Linked DNA regions of Homo sapiens: region 2 is linked to region 1. A link is an interaction called in ENCODE POLR2A ChIA-PET data of the cell type or tissue named here. Cell type or tissue: K562. All regions are shown on one strand. Links, peaks and the distances in the headings refer to the core of each region. The heading gives the core; the rest is flanking DNA.

Region 1 (5,376 bases), core at 283-5,282:
AACATGGGAGGGAGTTGCTGAATCTAGCCCTGTTGCGTTTGCGATGTCCAAGGAAGATTCAGGGGGATGCGCAGAAGGCAGCCTGAAGTCTGTATACTTCACATAGACATGTGATCACATTTCCTGAGCCAAAGGCTGTTCCTAAAGGCTGGCTAGTGACTTTACAGGGACAACAGACAGAAGGTTTTTAAGTCAGGACTGACCCCTGGAAATCTAGGCCTCTGATTGTTGCCAATAAGAGGGTAACGGCAGCCAAGTCGTGCATCAGACGCCCAGGAGATGCCTGGGTGGCAGGAGCACTGCATTGGTGGGCAGCAGCAGGAGAGGGCTCTGGGAAGAAGCCAGCAGCTGACTAGGGGCAGGAGAAAGCACAGAGTGCAGACCAATGGGAAGAATCTTTAAAAGGCAGAAAGGGGGCAGGGCGCATCCCAGCACTTTGGGAGGCCGAGGTGGGCAGGTTGCTTGAGGCCAGGAGTTTGAGACCAGCCTGCCCAACACGGTGAAATCCCACCTCTATCAAAAAATACAAAAATTAGCTGAGTGTGGTGGCGCATGCCTGTAGTCCTAGCTACTCGGGAGGCTGAGGCTGGAGAATCGCTTGAAACCGGGAGGCAGAGGTTGCAGTGAGCAGAGATTGCACCATTGCACTCTAGCCTGGGTGACAGAATGAGAATCTGTCTTAAAAAAGAAAAATAGGCAAAAGGCAGGAATAGGGGCAGGGTGCGGTGGCTCACACCTGTAATTCCAGCACTTTGGGAGGCTGAGGCAGAAGGATTGCTTGAGCCCAGAAGTCTTAAGACTAGCCTGGCTTGTAACATAGCAAGGCCCCATCTCTACAAAAAATAAGATAGGCCGGGTACAGTGGCTTATGTCTGTAATCCCAGCACTTTGGGAGGCCGAGGCAGGCAGATCACTTGAGGGCAGGAGTTCAAGACCAGCCATGGCCAACATGGTAAATCCCCATCTCTACTAAAAATACAAAAATTAGCCGGGTGTGGTGGTGTGTGCCTGTAGTCCCAGCTACTTGGGAGGCTAGGGGATGGCGGGGTGGTTGGGGTTGCAGTGAGCCGAGGTTGCACCACTGCACTCCAGTGTGGGCAACAGAGTGAGACTGTCTCAAAAATAAGTAAATAAATAAATAAATAAATAAATGTTTTTAAAGGCAGGAAGAACAGAGAGTAATCACCGTCATTGCTGCCGGCGTTGGTTGCGTGCCTGTTGTATGGCAAGCCTTGTGCCGCCTGCTTTCCATATGTTCCCTCTGGCCCTGTGAGATGTGTACCACCATTGTCCCCATTTCCAGAGGAGGAAACAAGGCCAGGACTGGGGGAAGGTGGCTTTCAAGAGCTCTGAGGCGTGTGTGGTGCTAGGGTCAGCTGGAGGCATCCAGAGAGGGTTGTGAGCTCAGGATGAGAGGAGCTGCCAGAGGTGCTGGCAAGGAGAGCTGAGGCAGCTGCAGGGCCTGCCCCAGGGGCTGGACACTGCAGAACCAGAGCTATTCTCATTCGCCTGGGCTCTCTGGCTCCCGGCTTGGTTGTCAGCAAGACCCAGGTGTGCTGCGTCCCTGCCAGTGACAGGCCTTGAGCCCTGCTCTGGATACGGGGGCACCTCAGGGGCCCTTCACTGGGACCTGCCATCCAGACAGTGACCAAATCATAAGGACAGGGGTTCGAAAGTTCCCTTTCAGAATTCTAGGCCACCCAGACCTTTCATTTCTCCCTTCCCCTCCCCCTTCCCCTGGTTGTGTGTGTGTATGCACTTGTGCACAGGTGCACACGCATGTGTATGTGTGGTGGTTGCATAGACTGGATGAGGCCCAGCCACTATCTGATAGAGCTGTCTCTCTGGGGCTCAGTTTCCCCAATAGCAAAGAAGCCTGTAATTCCAGCTCACCTGCTGACCTCCCCCAGGCTTGATGAGGTCACCAGAAATTCAACCCAGTTTATCTGGGCTGCCCGGAGCTTACCCTCTCCCACTTCTCACCTCTTCCTGACTTTCAGTTTCTTTACAGATCCTGGGTACCTTTGGGAAAGGAGTGGCCAAACCAGTGGAATGCGGGTTGCTTACAACTTTCCAACCAAAATCCCCACTTAGGGGAAGTCCCTTCAAAAGAGAAACTGGGCCGGGCATGGTGGCTCATGCTTGTAATCCCAGCATTTTGGGAGGCTGAGGCAGGCGGATCACCTGAGGTCAGGAGCTTGAGACCAGCCTGGCCAACATGGTGAAACCTCGTCTCTGCTAAAAATACAAAATTAGCTGGGCATAGTGGCGTGTTCCTGTAATCCCAGCTACTCGGGAGGCTAAGGCAGGAGAATTGCTTGAACCCGGGAGGCGGAGGCTGCAGTGAGCCAAGATCGCTCCATTGCACTCCAGCCTGGGTGACAAGAGCAAAACTCTGTCTCAAAACAACAACAACAAAAAGAGAAACTGAAACTCCCTCCTAGCTAGTCCCCAATCCCACCCCTTTCTACATCACTCCAACCCCACCCCACCACCTCTCCTATTCCGCCTCTTCCCCCAGATGATCCGAGCCCACGCTACTGCTGCCTTCCAGCTTTGCAGCCCTAGACAGGTCCCTTCCCCTTGCTAGCCCCACTCGCCCACTCTAAAATGAAGACACTGGGAACCCCTTCAGGTGGTTGTGAGGATTGGGTGAGGTGTCGTTGTGTTGAGGTGGTGTTCGTGGTGAAGAGGTGGCTCCATCACCACTGTGTGACTTCAGGGCCTCTCTGAGTGAGCCTCAGTATCCTCATCTATAAAATGGGAATGATAATAGTACTCATTCTGTGGGGTTATTGCGAAATAAATGAGTTGGAAGCATCAAGGAAAGCCCTTAAAACAGAGCATCCTGGCTGGGCGCGGTCGCTCACGCCTGTAATCCCAGCACCTTGGGAGGCCGAGGCAGACAGATCACCTGAAGTCAAGAGACCGAGACCATCCTGTCCAACATGGTGAAACCCCATCTCTACTAAAAATACAAAAATTAGCTGGGCGTGGTGGCGTATACCTGTAATCCCAGCTACTTCGGAGGCTGAGGCAGGAGAATCGCTTGAACCCGGAAGGCAGAGGTTGCAGTCAGCTGAGATCACGCCACTGTACTCCAGCCTGGTGACAGAGGGAGATTCTGTCTCAAAAAACAAAACAAAACATACAGACACACACACACACACACACACACACACACACACACACACACCAAAAAACCCGTGCATTTGAGGTGCAGACCACACTGGAGGATTTCAATAATGTTCCTCAGGGCTGTTACATAAAATTCCGGGGCAGGTGCCAGACACAAACTTGGTGCTCAACAGTTTCCCATTCTTGTCCTCTCTCTCTCTCCTCTCTTTCTGCCCTGGGGAGGGGAGCTGGGAGCCTAGGATTGCCCTGAGTCAGCCCTGTGGCCCCTTCATCATCTTTCGTCTGGGGCAGGTAGTGAAGGCACTGACTGGGCTGTTCCAAGGATGGGAATTGTTCAGGGGGGAATTTATTTGGCTTCAATAAATTTCCTTATTTCCTTCCTTCTCTTCTTCTCTTTTTCTTTCTTTCTTTTTCTTTTCTTTCTTTTTTTGTTTTTGTTTTTTTTTTTTAACAGGGTCTTGCTCTGTCACCCAGGCTGGAGTGCAATGGTGCATTCATAGCTCATTGCAGCCTCGACCTCCCTGGGCTCAGGTGATCCTCTCACTTCAGCCTCCCAAGTAGCTGGGACTACAGGTGCACACCATCATGGCCAGCTTTTTTTTTTTTTTTTTTCCACAGAGACAATGTCTCGCCATGTTGCCCAAGCTGGCCTTAGAACTCCTGGACTTAAGTGATCCTCCCACTTCGGCCTCCCAAAGTGTTGGGATTACAGGCGTGAGCCACTGGCCTCAATTAATTTCTTATATGAGAAAGGAATGTGCCTCTTCCTCAGAATCCTGAAGATTCTCTCCCTTTCCTCTTGCAACCCATAAGTGTCCTCCTGGGACCTTTTAGTGCCTTTTTCCAGAAAAATATACTCTGGAGTGGCCCCCCACCCGCACCCAAACACATACTTCATCTTTCTGTCCCCTCCCAGCCCCTCCTTAAATTCTCCTTCTCTTTTTTTTTTTTTTTTTTTTTTTTTTTGAGACAGAGTCTCGCTCTGTCGCCCAGGCTGGAGTGCAATGGCGTGATCTCAGCTCACTGCAACCTCCGCCTCCCGGGTTCAAGTGATTCTCCAGCCTCAGCTTCCCAAGTAGCTGGGATTACAGGTGCCTGCCACCACGCTCAGCTAATTTTTGTATTTTTAGTAGAGACAGGGTTTCACCATGCTGGCCTGGCTGGTCTCGAACTCCTGACCTCAGGCTATCTGCCTGCTTCAGCCTCCCAAAGTGCTGGGATTACAGGCATGAGCCACTGCACCAGGCCTAAATTCCCCTTCTCTTCTGCTTGTTCAGAGAGGTCTCATATCCCTAGCGACCCTTCCCTAGTGCCTCACCTCTCACCACTGTTGCATTGGGGAATACACATACTTTTGGGGGGACACATTCAAGCCATAGCACTCCAGTTGGCCTGCTGAGCTTCAACTCGACTGGCTTCTCAGTTCCTCTGAGTGCTGAGCTCCGTCCTGCCTCAGGGCCTTTGAACATGCTGTTTCCTCTGCCCAGCATTCCTCTCTACTTGCTAAATTTCTACTCTTCTCTTTTTTTTTTTTTTTTTTTTGAGACGGAGTCTCACTCTGTCGCCCAGGCTAGAGTGCAGTGGCACAATCTCGGCTCACTGCAACCTCCACCTCCCGAGTTCAAGCAATTCTCCTGCCTCAACCTCCCGAGTAGCTGGGATTACAGGTGCCCACCACTATGCCCAGCTAATTTTTGTATTTTTAGTAGAGATGGGGTTTCACCATGTTGGCCAGGCTGGTCTCAAACTGCTGACCTCAAATGATCTGCCCGCCTCGGCCTCCCAAAGTGCTGGGATTACAGGGGTGAACCACTGCGCCCGGCCTACTCTTCTTTTAAAACCCAGATCAAGCCACTCCCGAGGAGCTTTCCAGAGTCCCCAGGAGGAAGGACTGGCTCTTCCCACCATAGACTCCATCGCTCTGAGCTTTGGGCTCGGCACCTCTCACACCTTACTTACCTCCTCCACTGCCCAAGCCAGGAACCTGGACTGATCTCAGCTCATTGCTCCTCTCCATGCCTCGCCCTGTGGAAGACCCTTCATTCACCTGGGCTGGGTTACGTCATCAGCTTCTCACTGACCTCTCTGCCAACCAGTTCTGCCCCTCCAGACATTCTCCACTGTCTCAGGGTCACTTTCTAATAGAGGGTGCTCAGCAGCTATTTGTTGACAGACAAAGTAAACGAGGGGAGGAATGAACAAAGGCGTGACAGAAGTGTAAAAACAAATGTGCTCCCC
Region 2 (5,376 bases), core at 266-5,265, 200 kb before region 1:
TACAGGCGTGTCCTTGTGTCTCATGAAAGCAGTTTACTTCGATTGTCGCCTTTGCCGAGGTCTAAAGACAAGGCTTAATTAACTTGAATTTGATATCAGACACTGGCAGGAGTCGGTGCCTTATTTAGATTAGGTAATTAGGGCCTATATTAGTTTGCGAGGGCCACCATAACAAAGAACCACAGACTGGGTGGTTTAAACAACAGAAATGTATTTTCTCACAGTTCTGGAGGCTAGAAGTCTGAGATCAAGTTGTCAGAAGAGGTCAGGTGCAGTGGCTCATGCCTGTAATCCCAGCACTTTGGGAAGCCAAGGCGGGCGGATCACGGAGTTTGAGACCAGCCTCAACATGGTGAGACCGTCTCTACTAAAAATGCAAAAAATTAGCCAGGCGTGCTGGCCCGCACCTGTAATCCCAGCTACTCAGGAGGCTGAGGCAGGAGGATCGCTTGAACCCCGGAGACAGAGGTTGCAGGGAGCTGAGATTGTGTCCCTGCATTCCTGCCTGGGTGACAGAGCGAGACCCTGTCTCAAAAAAAAAAAAAAAAAAAAAAAAAAGTTGTCAGAAGGGTTGTTTTATTCTCAGCCGTTTGTTGTTGGCTTCTATATAGCTGTCTTCATGTTCACATGCTGTTCTCCCTCTCTTGTTTTAAGGACACCAGTTACTGGATTAGGGCCTACCCCAATAACCTTATTTACCTTAATTACCTCTTTAAGGACTCTATCTTCAAATATAGACGCGTTTTGAGGTATTGGGGTTTAGGACTTCATAATATGAATTAGGAACAGACATGATTCAGCCATTTTAAGGCCCCTACCTATTTTGTATTATCATTGCTAGCTCTTTGGTTTTAAAAGCTTAGAAAGTGCATGGCAACATTAGACATTCCCTAGAAATGAAAGGTGTGACTTCAGAGACCTATTCACTTTGAGAGAGTTCCTTGACTAAGAAAACCCAAAGACAGTCTAGGACAGCCAGATGCTAGAAAAGTTTATTTGTATTGTGAATTTTAAAAAATTCATCCACAGCAAGTAAGGGAGTACATAATGGAAAAAGCCGCTGGCGTGCTGGATCCCTGAGATTCCAGATGTGCTTGTGCAGATGTTCCTCCTTCCAATCTAACCTCCCTTGTCTGCTTCCCCAGTGAAGTCATAAGCAAATATTTGTGATAGTTTCTTGTCACCATGGTGACTAAAGAAGCTCAGCATGGCTCTCCTCCCAGCTTCACTGTCAGCTGTGCTTGAAGGAGAGGCTAGCGTCCAGGACAGCCCAGGCTCAGTCATGAAAAGCTATGTGTCAGGTAATAGGGGACAGCAGTTCATAGTGCTGCCTTCAGAAATCTGTTGTCTACTCTGTTAGTCTCACAGGGATAATCGGGCCTCAAAAGGAGTGCAGAGGTGCAGACACAGCTCACTTGCAGCCTCAACCTCCTGGGCTCAAGCAATCCTCCTGCCTCAGCCTCCCAAGTAGCTGGGACCACAGGTGCATGCCACCATGCCCAGCTAATTTTGGTATTTTTTTGTAGAGATTGTGGTTTCACCATATTGCTCAGGCTGCTCTTGAACTCCTGGGCTCAAGCAGTCTGCCCACTTTGGCCTCCCAAAGTGCTGGCAGTACAGGCCTGAGCCCAGGCTACAATGCCGATTAAAAAAAAAAATTATTCCAGCCTGGGCAACATGGAGAAACTCCATCTCTACTAAAAATACAAAAATTAGCCGGGCATGGTGGTGGGTGCCTGTAATCCCCACTACTTGAGGAGAATCACTTGAATCTGGGAGGTGGAGGTTGCAGTGAGCCAAGATCGCACTGCTGCACTCCAGCCCGGGTGACAGAGCAAGATTCTGTCTTAAAAAAAAAAAAAAGAAAAGAAAAAAAAATTATTAGTGATAAAATATATGTAACAAAATTTTCAATTTAAGTGTACAATACAGTGGCATTAATTACAGTTACAATGTTATGTGACCATCATCATCACTATTTCCAAATATTTTACTACCCCTAACAGAAATTCTGTACCCACTAAGCGATAACTCCCTATTTTCCTCTCCTCTTAGCACCTGGTAACCTCTAATCTACTTTCTGAGTTTGACTCTAGGTACCTCATGTAAGTGGAATATTTTGTGTCTTGCTTATTTCACTTAGCACATTAATTTCAAGGTTCAATCATGTTGTAGCATGTGTTAGACCTTCATTCCTTTTTTGGCTGAATGATATTCCATGGTATCCATATGCAGTAGTCCTTGCCTTATCCACAGGCAATATATTCCAACACCCCCAGTGGACACCTGCAACGACAGATGGTACCAAACCCTATATACTATATTATTTCCTATACATACGTACCTATGATGAAGTTTAATTTGTAAATTAGGCACAATAAGAGATTGAGAACAATAATAATAAAATAGAACACATAACAATATGCCAGCATCATCACTTTTGCACTTTGGGGCCATTATTAGGTAAAATAAGGATGACTTGACCACAAACACTGCAATATCTGCTACTAACTGGCAGTGTATACAGTGTGGATATACTGGACAAAGGGATGATTCATGTCCCAGGTGGAATAGATGGTTAGCGCGATATTTCATCATGTTACTTGGAATAGTATGAAATTTAAAACTTATGAATTGTTTTTATCTGGAAATTTCCATTTAATATTTTCAGACCACTGTTGTCCATGGGTAACTGACACTCTGCAAAGCAAAACTGAATAAGGGAGAAATCGTATAAAAGTAGAATTGCTGGATTATATAGTAATTCTTTTTAATTTTTTTAGGAACTACTATTCTGTTTTCCACAGTGGCTGCACCATTTTCCATTCTTATCAGCAATCCACCAGGTTCCAGATCTTAGCCAGCGTGTGCTTTTATTATTCTTACTCCATCCTAGTAGGTGTGGAGTAGTATGTCACTGTGGTTTTTAAAACTTTTTTTTTTTTGAGATGGAGTCTCGCTCTGTCGCCCAGGGTGGAATGCAGTGGCACAATCTCGCCTCACTGTAACCTCCACCTTCCAGGTACAAGCAGTTCTCCTGCGTCAGCCTCCCGAGTAGCTGGGATTGCAAGGATGTGCCACCATGCCCAGCTAATTTTGTATTTTTAGTAGAGATGGGATTTCTCCATGTTGGCCAGGCTGGAGGGTCCCACCCTTAGATAATCTCCCCACCTCAGCCTCCCAAAGTGTTGGAATTACAGGCGTAAGCCACCGCGCCTGGCCTAAAACTTTTTTTTTTTTTTTTCTTGAGATGGAATCTCACACTGTCGCCCAGGCTGAAGTGCAGTGGCGCGATCTCGGCTCACTGCAAACTCCGCCTCCCAGGTTCATGCCATTCTTCTGCCTCAGCCTCCCATGTAGCTGGGACTACAGGGGCCCGCCACCACACCCAGCTAATTTTTTTGTTGTTGTATTTTTAGTAGAGGCGGGGTTTCACTGGGTTAGCCAGGATAGTCTCAATCTCCTGACCTCGTGATCCACCCACCTCGGCCTCCCAAAGTGCTGGGATTACAGATGTGAGCCACCACGCCTGGCCAAAACTTTTTTATATACGTTTTTCAGTCAGCTTTCTCAGGTTGAATCATTGTGGTTTTGATTTGTATTTCTTTTTTTTTTTTTTGGAGATGGAGCAAGCTCTGTTCCCCAAGCTGGAGTGCAGCAGCACGATCTCAGCTCACTGCAACCTCTGCCTCTTAGGTTCAAGTGATTCTCCCACCTCAGCCTCCTGAGTAGCTGTGATTACAGGCACCCGCCACCATGCCTGGCTAATTTTTGTATTTTTAGTAGAGACGGGGTTTCATCATGTTGGCCAGGCTGGCCTCAGACTCCTGACCTCAAGTGATCTGCCCACCTCGGCCTCCCAAAGTGTTGAGATTACAGATGTGAGCCACCCCGCCTGGTCTGGCTAATATTTCATTTTATATAATGTATAAAATATTCTCTATACAATGAAATATTTATTTCTCCACTGAATGGACATAATATCCTTCTTCAAAATCAGTTGGCTGGCCGTAGATGTAAGGGTTTATTTCTGGACTCTCAATTCTATTCTGTATGTCCATATGCTTATCCTTATGCCAGTACCACACTGTTTTAATTACTGTACCTTTGTAGTAAGTTATGAAATCAGGACATATGAGTCTTCCGACATTTTAAAGAATGTCTTCCTTAATTTCTGTATATTTGTGAATTTTCTAGTTATCATTCTGTTACTGATTTCTAGCTTCATTCCATGTAGTCAGAGATAATGTTTTATATGACTTCAGTCTTCCAAAATTTATTGAGACACTTTTAGTGGGCTAACATATGGCCTATCCTGGAGAATCTATACTTGAGAAGAATGTATATTCTGCTGTTATTGGGTGGAATGCCTTGTATATCTCTCTTAGGTCTACTTTATAATTTTGTTCAAGTCCTCTGTTACTTATCGATCTTCTGTCTAGGTGTTCTGTTCATTATTGAACGTGGTTCATTAAAAGTCTCCAAATATCTGTAGGCCACAGTTGGTGGGGACAAAAAAGTCTCCAAATATTTTTTCTGCACTTCTGTCAGAACTTGCTTCATGTTTGGGGGCTCTTGTTTATTGCATATGTTTTTTAATAGCTTGATGAATTGGCCATATGATGTCCTTTCTTTTTGGTAACAGTTTCTGACTTAAAGTTTGTTTTGTCAGATATTCATGTAGCTATTCCAGCTCTCTTTATTCCCTTCTCATTTCCTTTTGTGTATATTTTTAATTTTTATTTTCTGTGCATGTAGTTTTTTGGATATTTCCTAGTGAACACCATGGGAATTACACTTAATATTCTAACTTTATAACACTCTAGTTGGAATCAATACCAGCTTAATTCAGAAGCATACAAAACTGCTCATGTACAGCATTGTTTCCTCCTTTATGCTGTTGTCATCACACATTTTATGTTTAAACATTGTGTGACCAATAATGTAGATTTATAATTATTTTATGCATTTGTCTTTTAAATCATGTAGGAAATGAAAAGTTACAAACCGATGTATAGTAATACTGGCTTTTATATCTGCCCATATAGTTACCTTTATCAGAGATCTTTATTTCTTCATATGGCATCAAGTTACTGTGTCCTTTCATTTCAACCTGAAGGGCTCCCATTAGTTTTTTGTTTTTTGTGTTTTTTTTTGACAGAGTCTTGCTTTGTTGCCCAGGCTGGAGTCCAGTGGTACAGTCACGGCTCACTGCAGCCTGAACCTCCCAGGTTCTAGCAATCCACCTCAGCCTCCCAAGTAGCTGGGACTGCAGGTGCATACCACCACGTCCGGCTAATTTTTATATATTTTTTTGCAGAGATGGGGTTTCACCACATTGCCTAGACTGGTCTCGAACTCGGCTCATGTGATCCT

Evidence for each region. ChIA-PET counts read pairs that join two places held together with the same protein. Peaks named below come from ENCODE experiments on the same cell type or tissue, not always from the same donor. Only the 100,000 strongest peaks of a DNase experiment are listed, where the experiment ranks them.
Region 2: POLR2A ChIA-PET joins it to region 1 with 5 read pairs; 9 of 35 experiments call an interaction of 5 or more read pairs at or near these places.

What each region holds. Positions count from the first base shown.
Region 1 is chr1:32,340,129-32,345,504 of GRCh38, forward strand. The region is part of intron 1 of LOC124903949 (a long non-coding RNA gene); the gene reads left to right. LOC105378629 (a long non-coding RNA gene) reads right to left here. Exons shown (of 3, transcript XR_947157.3): 3 at 3,008-3,105. Among named protein-coding and RNA genes, the nearest start is that of MARCKSL1, 6.6 kb to the left of the region's middle. In K562, for the core only: no CTCF peak of the experiment used is centred there; no DNase peak of the experiment used is centred there.
Region 2 is chr1:32,141,724-32,147,099 of GRCh38, forward strand. The region is part of intron 1 of KPNA6 (karyopherin subunit alpha 6); the gene reads left to right. Among named protein-coding and RNA genes, the nearest start is that of TXLNA, 35 kb to the right of the region's middle. In K562, for the core only: no CTCF peak of the experiment used is centred there; DNase peaks (open chromatin) are centred at 1,228 and 2,848.